Linked DNA regions of Homo sapiens: all the other regions are linked to region 1. The links are chromatin contacts, found by Hi-C or POLR2A ChIA-PET in ENCODE. All regions are on one chromosome and are shown on one strand. Each heading gives the region's core, a stretch centred on a gene start or an enhancer-like site at or near the end of the contact. The rest is flanking DNA. Distances are from core to core; before and after follow the strand shown. Region 1 holds the start of ZNF3 (zinc finger protein 3). Region 2 overlaps ZSCAN25 (zinc finger and SCAN domain containing 25). Region 3 holds the start of TSC22D4-C7ORF61 (TSC22D4-C7orf61 readthrough).

The links. Hi-C counts contacts between places; a loop is a spot of excess contacts on that map. ChIA-PET counts read pairs that join two places held with the same protein, here RNA polymerase II (POLR2A). Pooled maps may share reads with other maps.
Region 2: a pooled map shows a loop between it and region 1 (3-fold over the local background). The contact joins the enhancer-like site here to the promoter of ZNF3 in region 1. A Hi-C loop is called at or near these places in 7 of 50 pooled maps. POLR2A ChIA-PET finds 5 or more read pairs at or near these places in 2 of 52 experiments (Panc1 and WTC11).
Region 3: a pooled map shows a loop between it and region 1 (5-fold over the local background). The contact joins the promoter of TSC22D4-C7ORF61 here to the promoter of ZNF3 in region 1. A Hi-C loop is called at or near these places in 6 of 50 pooled maps. POLR2A ChIA-PET finds 5 or more read pairs at or near these places in 3 of 52 experiments (A673, IMR-90 and activated B cell).

Annotation. Positions count from the first base shown.
Region 1 is chr7:100,079,712-100,083,742 of GRCh38, forward strand. ZNF3 (zinc finger protein 3) reads right to left here and starts at 2,012. Exons shown (of 6, transcript NM_032924.5): 1 at 1,924-2,012. RefSeq lists enhancers at 1,951-2,100, 2,257-3,238 and a silencer at 2,341-2,420.
Region 2 is chr7:99,629,677-99,633,707 of GRCh38, forward strand. ZSCAN25 (zinc finger and SCAN domain containing 25) reads left to right here. Exons shown (of 8, transcript NM_145115.3): 8 at 1-2,732. The coding sequence ends at 344. Among named protein-coding and RNA genes, the nearest start is that of ZSCAN25, 15 kb to the left of the region's middle. RefSeq lists an enhancer at 161-807. Within about 2 kb of position 2,155, at least 4 of the 41 ENCODE cell types and tissues checked have a DNase peak (open chromatin) inside an H3K27ac peak, as active enhancers do.
Region 3 is chr7:100,477,452-100,481,482 of GRCh38, forward strand. TSC22D4-C7ORF61 (TSC22D4-C7orf61 readthrough) reads right to left here and starts at 1,763. Exons shown (of 6, transcript NM_001395846.1): 1 at 1,343-1,763; 2 at 1-856. The coding sequence starts at 587. It overlaps TSC22D4 (TSC22 domain family member 4), which reads right to left and starts at 1,763. Exons shown (of 5, transcript NM_030935.5): 1 at 1,343-1,763; 2 at 1-856. The coding sequence starts at 587. RefSeq lists enhancers at 1,399-1,468, 2,169-2,278 and a silencer at 1,919-2,078.

The sequences.
Region 1 (4,031 bases), core at 762-3,261:
TTTTCCATGAGACAGGGTCTGACTCTGCTGCTCAGGCTGGAGTGCAGTGAGTTTGAGCTCACTCCAGACTCAAACTCCTAAGTTCAAGTGATCCTCCCAGCTCAGCCTCCCAAGGAGCTGGGACTAAAGGTGTGCACTGCCACATCTGGCTGAGTTTTTTAAAATTCTTTTTGTAGAAATGCAGCCTCACTGTGTTGCTCAGGCTGGTCTCAATCTCCTGGCCTCAAGTGATTCTCCCACCTCAGCCTCCCAAAGTGCTGGGATTACAGGCATGAGCCACCGAGTCCAGCCTAAACTTCATTTCTAATCAAGACATTTAAAGAAAAGGAAAAAAAAGAGAATACTTATTATATGCTAATAAATACCAATTAAGACCACCACCACAACTAGTATTTGCGTTGCACCCGTGGAGAGATGAAAGGGAATGGTAGGTTCTCAGGTCCACCTCCACCCAGGGTAAGAAAGTTCTAACGTTCTGTCAGCTAACTTGCTAGACACTGTGCTCCGAACTACTTCAGCAGGGGATCCACATTGCACAGCTGAGCCATTAGAAGTCTTCAGGTGATTCGCTGAAAATCTATCTCCTTGGACCTTCACCGCACAGAGACCTAGTGCATCACAGAAATTCAATGACTGGCGACCTGCAGTGGCTCACGCCTGTAACCCCAGCACTTTAGGAGGCTGAGGTGGGAGGATTACTTGAGCCCAGGAGTTCCAGGCTATGGTGAGCCATGATGGCACCACGGCACTCCAGCCGGGGGCAACAGAGCAAGACCTTAATACACACACAAACATTTTAAAAGGAAAAAAAAAAAAAAGGCCGGGCGCGGTGGCTAACGCCTGTAATCCCAACACTTTGGGAGGCCAAGGCAGGTGGATCACTTGAGGCCAGGAGTTGCAGACCAGCCTGGCCAAAAGGGCGGAACCCCGTCTCTACTAAAAATACAAAAAATTCGCCGGAGGTGGTGGCGGGCGCCTGTAGTCCCAACCACTCGGGAGGCTGAAGCAGGAGAAGCGCTTGAACCGGGAGGCGGAGGTTGCAGTGAGCCGAGATCGCGCCACTGCACTCCAGAGACAGTCTCAAAAATAAATAAAAATTAATTTTTTTAAAAAAAGAGCTTCAATAACAGAATCTTCTCCTTCCACCCGACTGTCCATCAAACACGTATAATCAAATGATGCCCACTCTCCACAGATGTCTTTTCTGGAGAAAATAATACGCTCGTTCCTCTAATTAGCCCATCGGTTTCAGGTTCATCACTCTGCTATCTTCTCCTGGAGTTTACAAAAGCCCTTCAGAGTGTAAACACCGATGTGGATTCAATCCCACTTCCGGAGAGAGGATCAAACCAGGAATCTAATACAACTGAAAACGGAGCCTGAGCCAGGTGTATCACGCGATGCACTGGGCTCCAGCAGGATTACCCCTGGAATCGGCGTCTGCACCCACTCCCAGCCCTCGTGCTAACTGCGTACGCTTAGCAGAATTTCTCTGATCCTTGGACCCAGCTGCGTAAAAATAAACTTCCTCTCCTGCCACGGGCGCGAATAACTGTGTTAACATCAAATAAAAACGTCTGGGAGAAATACCAAGTTAGGGTCGCTGTCATTAGCTGCTTTCAAGAGAGAGGCGCCCCTACCGCTCTGCTGAAACTTTTAAACGCTCCAGCTGGGTCGCCGTTAAAGTCACAAAACCAGAACCGGAGCCCCATTACTAACCCCTACGCAGGATCCCGCTAGGCTAGGGGGATCCCTGGGGAAGCGGAGTAGAGGACGGGCTGCAGGGGACGGAGGGGCGCCTCCCCGAACCCTGCTCCGGGCCGGCCGGGGGACCCTGCGGGCCGCAGTGGCACAGACACCACCCCCTTCCCCGGCGACCACAGCCTCCGTCTCACCGCGAGACCCGGGGACGCGTGGACTCACCCTGGGGGCAGGGACGACAGATTTGGGGGACCGGACACGGACCAGGCCCTGTTGGACCCTGTCACAGACCCACACACCGGGGACAGAACAAAGAACGGAAGTTCCCCCTCGTTTCGCTTCCGGGTCGGTTGTTCTTGCCACTCACCCGTACCCCCAACGCCCACTTGTTCTGTCTAGGAAAATGGGAGGTCCTCGCCTCTCTGTGGTTTGCTGACTCAGGGCGGCTGGCAGGCGGCGAGGGCAAGGAGCGCGATCGCTGACGCGGCACTCGGGGATCTTTCGCTGCGGGGGCTGGCCGGCTGCGCCCTCTGCTGGCCACGAATGTGCGAAAGCGGCCGACCACGGTCCTGGGCCTCAGGACATGTGCTCCAGCGTCGCCGGCCTTGGGGGCGGGCGGCGGGGGCGCGCGGGGATGTCGAGCCCGCGCTTCTCAGGCTGGCTCGCGAAGGGCAGCAGTAAACATACAATTATTGAAGGATTCATCAATATTAAAAAATGAACCCTGATTTAAAACTTGCCTCCGAACAAACCGAGTTTTTTTTGTTTCTTGTAAAAATGCCCCCTTTAAATTACCCACATCTGAAGAAAACATTCCAGTCCATCACAGAGTTGACATGAGGAAAAAACCCGTGTACAGGTGATGAGAGCAGAGAAGAGGAAGCTTACCGGCCGGGCGCGGAGGCTCACGCCTGTAATCCCAGCACTTTAGGAGGCCGAGGCGGGCGGATCACCTGAGGTCAGGAGTTCGAGACCAGCCTGGCCAACATGGCGAAACCCCGTCTCGACTAAAAATACAAAAAAATTACCCGGGCGTGGTGGCAGACGCCTGTAATCCCAGCTACTCTGGAGGCTGAGACAGGAGAATCGCTTGAACCCAGGAGGCGGAGGTTGCAGTGAGCCGACATCGCACCACTGTACTCCAGGCTGGCCACAGAGTGAGACTGTCTCAAAAAAAAAAAAAAGGAAGCTACAGGTGGAAGCGAGGCGGGGATAGTCAAGGAAGTGACCGTGTCCTGGAGACGCGGCAACCGTGGTGACCGCAGTCAACACAGTAAGCCCCAGCATTCGCATTGTAATTGAGCTCATTCAAGCTGAGCGCTCTCCAGTAGGGACTTTCCCCTGTAGGGAGCATGCGCATTTTGATTTCACCTGTCCTCAAACTGACCCTTTGCTCATTATCTTGGTAAAAAACACGCCCCTGGGTGGAAATTTAAGATGCTAATGAAACATGCAATGTATGAACAAGCCTGTACACCCACTGCGCATGTGCACCTAGAGGACCACCCAGAACATACTTACTAGTAACACTTCTCCCACCCCCTTATGAATAATCGTGTAAGACCCCTTACAAAGGGGGTCTCTCTAGAGCCAGCCTTTGCTGTTTCATCCTTAGGAGCAGCCCTCCCTGAACTAACTCTCTCTCTATCTCTCTCTCTCCCAGGGTGTACTGTCTACTCTGCACTTAACTTTCAAAATACTATTTTCCTTTTGCAATAAATTACTCTATGCTGGATTTCCTTTGACATGTGTTTCTTTTATTCTTTTTCCTTTTTTTTTTTTTTTTTTTGTTGTTGTTGTTGTTGAGAGGGAGTCTCACTCTTGTCACCCAGGCTGATTCTCGTGCCTCAGCCTCCCAAGTAGCTGGGACTACAGGCGTGTGATACCATACCCGGCTAATTTGTGTGTATTTTTAGTAGAGACAAGGTTTCACCATGTTGGTCAGGCTTGTCTCGAACTCCTTACCTCAAATGATCTGCCGCCTCAATCTCCCAAAGTGCTGGGGTTACAGGTGTGAGCCACCGCGCCCGGCCTCCTGTGTGTTTCTTGTTTAAATTTTTTTTTTCTTTTGAGACGGGGGTCTTACTCTGTCACCCAGGCTGGAGTGCAGTGTTGTGATTTCGGCTCACTGCAACCTCCACCTCACAAGGTCAAGTGATCCTCCCACCTCAGCCTCCCAAGTAGCTGGAACCCCAGATGCATGCCACCACGCCCGGCTACTTTTTTGTAGAGACAGAGGGTTTTCACCATGTTGCCCAGACTGGTCTCAAACTCCTGAGCTCAAGGGATCCGCCCACCTCAGCCTCCCAAAGTGTTGGGATTACAGGTGT
Region 2 (4,031 bases), core at 905-3,404, 450 kb before region 1:
ACAAGTGCGGGGACTGCTGGAAGAGCTTCAGCCGCAGGCAGCACCTGCAGGTGCACCGGAGGACGCACACCGGGGAGAAGCCCTACACCTGCGAGTGTGGCAAGAGCTTCAGCAGGAATGCCAATCTGGCGGTGCACCGGCGTGCCCACACTGGCGAGAAGCCATATGGGTGCCAGGTGTGCGGGAAGCGGTTCAGCAAAGGGGAGCGGCTGGTCCGACACCAGAGAATCCATACAGGGGAGAAGCCCTACCACTGTCCTGCCTGCGGGCGAAGCTTCAACCAGAGGTCCATCCTCAACCGGCACCAGAAGACCCAGCACCGCCAGGAGCCGCTGGTGCAGTGAGCATAGCAGGTGGCAGGCAGCACCATCATTCATCTTTCTCACTGCAGGGCCTTGCGGGGTGCAAGGTGATGGCTGCAGGAAAGCACTGGTCCCATCGCCTTCCCACCCATTCGCCAACGCGGGAAAGGCAAGGCCTGGCTTACTTAGAGCTTCCAGAGAGCATAGCTGCTTCCATCTCTTACCCAAGTGGTGCTAAACAATTTTTCTTCCAATGTTTGAGGGAAGCAGTCTCCTGCGGTTCAGTTCAGGCTGAGATTTTCTCCTTCAGTGGACTGTCTGTGTCCCCCTGCCGAACAAAGCTGGGAGTAAAGGCAAAACCTTGACACGTGTTGGTAGCTGGGACCTCATCTTCCTGAGGGCTCTGTCTTGCCTGCAGGGTCATAGCTCAGACTCTTCCCCCACCCCCTCTCTTTTCCATTGAACAAACATTTATTGAACATCCTCTGAGCACCTGGCCGTGGGAATGCCGTGGTGAATGAGAGACTAGACGTGATGCCTCTGGGGGTTGTGCGTTGGGGATGCATGCGACAGCCCATGACCCGAGGCATTCTCAGGGTATCTGTGCTGTGTGCCCGTGAGAACATCTTCCCATGACCACTCCTGCCCTCCTGCCCCGTGCTGGATCTTCCCTCCCCAGCTGGGATCTGCTCCCAGGCAACTGTGTGAATTTTACATTATTTGGAGCCTCATCTGTGTCAGGCTATAACATTCTATCCTCATCTGTAAAACTTCCCCGTCCATTATTCCTTGCACTATAACAACTGTCAACACACCAACTATTAGGAAGTTAGTATTTTGCTATTGATCACTGAATAAACATCAGAGTATTTTAAAAAACAGTTCTCTAGAAAGAACTGTTATAATTAAAATGAGTCTGAAAGATGAACTCTAGTATTAATGCCCTATATTTGATGGCACTTTATAGTTCATAAAATTAATTTCACCCCATTCTCATTGGACCCATTTCCCAAGTATTTATTGAGGCCCTGTAACAAACATGTCAGGAACTCTTCTGGGTGCTTGAGACACATCCATGAATAAAATAGGGGGAGAAGCTGTTGACCTCGTAGAGCTTATGTCTCGTGGATGTACCTGATCTTCAGAACCCGTGGATATTCCTGCAAATCCTCTGGGCCTGTATTCATTGCTTTGTCAGCATCTTGCCCTGAAATGCATTTGTCACCTACCTCTTGTTACTAAATGGTCTCTGCCCTCCAGACCCTTGTCATCCAAGGCACTAGGGGTCCTGGACACCCACTGGGGATGATGAGCTGGTAGCGACCTGTTTTGCATGAGTGCCAAGTCAGGAAAAATAAAGATATTTGTAGGCATTAAAAAAAAATACATTTCTTTAAAAATGAGAAGATGCAATATTTGTAAACTGTTGAAGCTTCCTTATTGTGCCATCACTTAAGGGTTTCATTTCTGTTTAAAGTTCTGGAAGCTGCATAACTAGCGTGGACTGACTGCTGTGTCATTGTGCTGTGCCTTTGAACCCTGGCTGAGTGAGTGAGTTTGTCCTTTGTTGATAGTGTCCTATAATTGCAAAATGTGGTTTGTCTTCTGATGCCTCTTAATACCAGATTCTTTTACTGAGATTTTTTTTTTTCATTTTCCATTGTAAATAAGGTAAATGGTAATGACTAACACAAAGCTGTATTACTCAGCCCACTTTGAAACGTGGTTTTATCACCTGTTCTTGTTAGGCAGCATGGTGTCTAATTTTGGCTTAGCAAATGACGCTCCTTGGTCTTCCTGGCTCATTAGCTGTGCCCACGAGGCTGCACTGACTGGGTCGTAAATGTATCTGAGATGTCCACACGGGGCTGCTGCTGCTCCTCTGTAATACTGAGGTCCACATGCAAAATCAGCTTTTTTTCCCCCGTAATTATCAGAGCAGCTAGGCAGGGCTGACAGCCAGGCAGACTCAGTGGGAGGCTTCTGGCCTGAGTGTGGCCTTCCCCAGAGGGTGGTTTTCCAAAGGCAGGTGGGGACTGGGGAGGCCTCGGGGGGCTGCTTGTCATTACCTGAATCACAGATGCTCTTTTGTCATACACAGCCAGCATTCCTCTGGGTTTCAGCAAGTTGGCATATCTTAAGCTTCAGAAGGAGCTGGGCCTTGCTGACTTTCCTATCTGGCCTCTTCCCTATCTCCTGTGGGGCCAAGAGCTTAGGACAGTGTCTCAGAAAAGCCTCTAAGTAGGGGGTTTTTCCCATGGGATTGTGGTAGTCTGATTTTTCATATCTATTCAAATGTTAAGAAATATTTTGTTTTCTGTATTTTTCTATTCTTTAGAAATTTTTTTATAATAGATAATTTCAAACCTATATAAATAAATCCTTATGTATTTATCATTTGACTTTATTATAAACTCATAATCAATCTTGTTTCATCTCTGTCCACTCCTTCCTCCCCGTCTTCCTCCCCCACTGAAGTTTCGAAGTGTATCCCAAGTGTTGTTTATAACCATTTCAGTGTGTACCTGTAAAAGGTAAGGGCGGCTGGGTGTGGTGGCTTACACCTGTGATCCCACCACTTTGGGAGGCCAAGGTGGGATTGCTTGAGAGGAGTTCGAGACCAGCCTGAGCAACATAGTGAGACCTCATCTACAAACAAATATTAACTGGGCATGGGTGGTGCATGCCTGTGGTCCCAGCTATTCAGGAGGCTGAGGCTGGGCATCACTTGACCCCAAGAGGTTGAGGTTGCAGTGAGCCCTGATTGTGCCATTGCACTCCAGCCTGGGAGACAGAGCAAGACCCTGTCTCAAAACAAAACAGTTCCTTAATGTCAAAATATCCAGTGAATTTTAAGAACCCACCTAATTTTTCAATATAATATAATTTGTTGCTTTGTCTCTTAAGGCTTATAATCTGTAGTACTTATCCTTTTCTTCTTGAGATTTATTCATTTTAAAAAACTCGATCATTTATCCTGGAGAGTTTTTTACATTCTGCATTTTCTGTTGTTTTTTTTTTTTTTGAGCTGGAGTCTCGCTCTGTTGCCCAGGCTGGAGTGCAGTGGCACAGTCTCAGCTCACCGCAACCTCCCTGTCCCGGGTTCAAGCGATTCTCCTGCCTCAGCCTCCCAAGTAGCTGGGATTACAGGCATGTGCCACCATGCCCAGCTAATCATTCTGCATTTTCTGTTTGCATACCCATGGCGTGATTTAACATATTTCCCTGCCTTCTGTATTATCTAAAAATGTAGAAGTGTTTAGTGGTGTAATCAGATTCATATTTCACATTTTGGCAAGAACACATTATAGATTGTGACATGCCCTGTTTCTCTTCATATGATTTTAGAAGCCTAGATCTGCTTCTTTCGTTAGTTCTGTAAATGCTTCATCATTTAGTAGTTGGAATATTGTAAGAAATTTCCCTTCATTAACTTAGGTTACCCTTAGATATAGTTCATACAGGGAAGGCAAGAAAATGCTTGATCCTCCTCTTTATTTGCCTGTTTTCAGAATAATGAGCTAGTTACTTTTTGCTTCCTGTAAAGGCAGTCAAGTCTGTAGAAATCAATGCATTCATAGCTTTTTGCTTTTATTGGTTTTTTTGAGACAGAGTCTTGCTCTGTCACCCAGGCTGGAATGCAGTGGTGCAATTGTAGTTCACTGCAGCCTCAAACTGCCAGGCTAAGGTGCTACCCCTTCCTTGGCCTTGCAAAGTATTGAGATTACA
Region 3 (4,031 bases), core at 513-3,012, 400 kb after region 1:
GGGGGGCGCTGCTGGGGTGAGGAGGCCGACAGTGGGGGTTTCTCTGCCTTGGCTTTGCTGGGCACCACCAGCTGGCCCAGTCCCCCAGTGAAGGAGCGGGCCTGAGGTCCAGGAGAGGTGGGGGGTGGACGGAGCCAGGAGGTGGGGCCCTGAGACAGGCCTGACGGTGGGGTGGGGGCGCCCAGGCCGAGGCTGGCCAGCTCCAACCTGGAATCCAAAGATCTGCCCCCGGCGCCCCCTGAGGCCCCTCGAATTCCCTCCAGGAGTCCGCCGAAGCTGTGGGGCTCCAGGTCTCGCTCATAAACATCCACACACGTCCAGCGACCGCGGCGATAAGGCTCTCCCAGGCCGTGGGGCAGCTTCACCACCCGGAAACGGGAGGAAGGGGCCCCAGGTGGTGGGGAGCCATTCCGGGGGGTGCCCTTGCCCCCCGGATCGGGGCTGGGCTCCCCATTGGGCAGGCGGGGCGGGGGCCCGGTTGGGGGCTGTGGGGTAGGGGGATCCGAAGCCCCTGGGCTCCCAGGGCCCTCATAGTCCGTGGTGACGCTGGTGATTTGGAAACTACTCTTCTTCTTGCCCCCGCTCATGGTCCCTGGGGCTCAGGGCTGGGCCAAGGTTGGGGGTGGGTTGGGGCTCCTTGAAGGGGCTCAGGCACCCCTGGAACAAGGGGGCCACATGGCGGGGACATCCGAGCCCCTGGGGACGTCTGGGTCCGACATGGCAGGAGGGCCTGGCGGGAACCGGGGGTGCCTGCTGGGTGAGGGGAGAAGAGGAGAGGGGAGGTGGCGGGAGGGGGGAGCAGGGGCAGGTTTTTCCTGCTGCTGTTGCTGCTGAACTCCAGAGCTGAGTTTGCAAACTGGAAAAAGAGGGGGAGAGAGAGAGAGAGAGAGAGAGAGAGAGTGTGTGTGTGTGTGTGTGTGTGTGTGTGTGTGTGTGTGTGTGTGTGTGTGAAACCAGTGGGCAGGCCACCTCCGGGGCTTCCTCTCCGGGGAGCAGAGTGGGGGAAGGGGAAACCGTCAGAGACCCAGAGACAGGCAAGAGATGACAGAGACCAGGGCAGAGGGGACTGGATCCAAGAAGGCACTCAGAGTAGAAAGAGGCAGATGAGTCCCAGAGTTGGGCATTTCTCGCCTGGGATTCTGACTCAGGGGGCCCGTATTGTCCCAAGAGCTCGGACTCCAGGGCCTGGGAGAACCAGGCTGAAGCAGCTCCCCAGCCTGGCCCGGCCACTCAGAGAGACCTCTCCTGGGCCTCGAGCCCCCACCCTCACCCCAGCTCCCACATCTCTGGGGCAGGCCCTGCCCGGCTACCCCCCAGCGCCCCACCCAGCCCTGAACCCTACCTCTGGGGCCTCGGCCACTGATCTGAGCCTGAGGGTCCCGGCGCCTAAGAGGTCGGGCTGTCCGTTCCCTGGGGCCTCCTGGCCATGGGCAGTGGCGGGGCACGCAGGCGGCGATCAGAGGCTGTCCCGTCCTCTCCGGGGGCCGCGGCTCATCCTGCCAGGCATCTCCGAGGAAAGTTTGCTCTCCGGAAAAGAAGAAACCCGCGCCTCCTCCGAGGAGCCTAGGAGCGGCCTCTGAAGCCCCAAGGGTCTGGAGACTGATGTGGGAGGGGGCGGCCGAGCCCCCCTCTGCTCCCGGTGGCAGCCAGCGAGTGGGTGTCCCGAGTCTCCTCCCGCGTGACCCTGCTGGGTCCGTGTCTCCGCTCCTCGGCTCCCCTGGGTCTCTGCCTCTCCGTCTTTCTCTTTCTGGGCTGTTGACAACCCCCACACCAGGAAGTCCTGCCTCCTCGGGCCTGCTGACTGCTCCTCTCCTCCTCCTCCTCCTCCTTCCCCTCTTCCTCCCCTTCCTCCTCCCTCCCTCCCTCCTGGGGCTTCCCGCCAGCTGGCCCGGGGCCAGGCCTGCCACAGCCGCTGCTGTTGCAGTTGCTGCAGCCACTGCTTAGGCTGCTGCTCCTGGGGGCCCCAAACAGACTCCCTTAACCCCACACCTGCCGGGCCCTAGCCCCACTCTTGCAGGGAGGGGCTGCAGGGGGCGGGGCTCGGGGAGAAAGGGGAGGAGCTTGCAGGGAGGCGAGGGATTCCCTTACTTGTAGTCAATTGCTGCCATTGGCCTAGAGACACACAGAAGAGACGGAAGGCACAGGCCGGGAGGTGTGCTGCATGCCCACCCAGAAGTTCCCAGTCCCTGCTGTGGGGCAGCTGTGGCTGTTACTGTCATTCTCCTTTGGTTTTCACAGCAACTGCATTATTCCCCCCATTCCTTATTTTTAAAAGTGGATTATTGCCGGATCCCGGTGGTGGCTCATGCCTGTAATCTCCGCACTTTGGGAGGTCGAGGAAGGAGGATCGCTTGAGACCAGTTTGGACAATATAATAGCAAGACCCCATCTCTACAAAAAATAAAAAAAAATAGCTGGGCATGGTGATGTGCACCTATAATTCCAGCTACTCAAAGGTGGGAGGATCGCTTGAGCCCAGGAGTTCGTGACCAGCCTGGGCAATATAACGAGATCCCCATCTCTACAAAAAATTTAAAAAATTAGCACTTTGGGAGGCCGAGGCGGGCGGATCACGAGGTCAAGAGATTAAGACCATCCTGGCCAACATGGTGAAACCAAGTCTCTACTTAAAATACAAAAATTAGCCAGGTGTGGTGGCGGGCACCTGTAGTCCCAGCTACTCGGGAGGCTGAGGCAGGAGAATCACTTCAACCTGGGAGGCGGAGGTTGCAGTGAGTCGAGATCACGCCACTGCACTCCAGCCTGGTGACAGAGTGAGACTCCATCTTAAAAAAAAAAAAAAACTGAGTGTGGTGATGTATACCTGTAGTCCCAGCTACTCAGGAGGCTGTGAGGCAGGAGGATCTCTTGAGCCCAGGAGGTTGAGGATGCAGTGAGCCAAGATTGTGCCACTGCACTCCAGCCTGGGCAACAGAGTGAGACCATGTCTCAAAAAAAAAAAAAAAGTGGATTATTATGAAAATTTTCAAACATGCCATGCAGACATGGGGAGACCATGCAAACTCCACACAGATGGTGGTCCCAGCCCAAAATCAATTTTTAGAAAATCATCAATGTTATAATGAAATGACATTCAATGAAATGACATTGTGTGGGGGCCAGCTGTAGTTTGCTGGACTATTTGAAATCAGATCCTAGATGTTATACTATTCCCCTTTCCCCCAACCTGCCCCCGCCTTTTTTTTTAGAGACAGGGTCTCTCTCTCTCTCTGTTGCCCAGGATGGAGTGCAGTGGTGCGATCATAGCTCACCACAGCCTGGAACTCCTGGGCTCAAGCCATGCTCCTGCCTCAGCCTCCCAAGTAGCTGGGACCACAGACACACACTACTACGCCTGGCTAAATTTCTTTAAAAAAAAATTTTTTTTTTTGGTAGAGATGGGGATCTTGCAATGTTGCCCAGGGTGGTCTTGAACTCCCGGCCTCAAGTGATCCTCCTGCTTCTGCCTCCCTAGTAGCTGGGACCACAGGTGTATACCACCATACCTGGCTAATTTTTTAGTTTTTGTAGAGACAGGTTATTACTATGTTGCCCAGGCTGGTCTCGAATTCCTGGCCTCAAATGATACTTCCACCTGGGCCTCCCAAAGAGCTGACATTACAGGCGTGAGCCATGGTGCCTGGCCTCAGGGAAATTTCTAACCCCTCTTTTTTTGAGACGGAGTCTCGCTCTGTCGCCCAGGCTGGAGTGCAGTGGCTCTATCTCGGCTCACTGCAAGCTCCACCTCCCGGGTTCACGCCATTCTCCTGCCTCAGCCTGTAGCTGGGACTACAGGCACCCGCCACCATGCCCGGCTAATTTTTTGTATTTTTACTAGAGACGGGGTTTCCCCGTGTTAGCCAGGATGGTCTTGATCTCCTGACCTCGTGATCCGCCCGCCTCGGCCTCCCAAAGTGCTGGGATTACAGGCATAAGCCACCACGCCCGGCCTCTAACCCCTCTTTAGGGGTACGTAAAAATAAAACAATGCAATACCTACCCTCTTTATGTATTTATTCTTTATCTCTTTG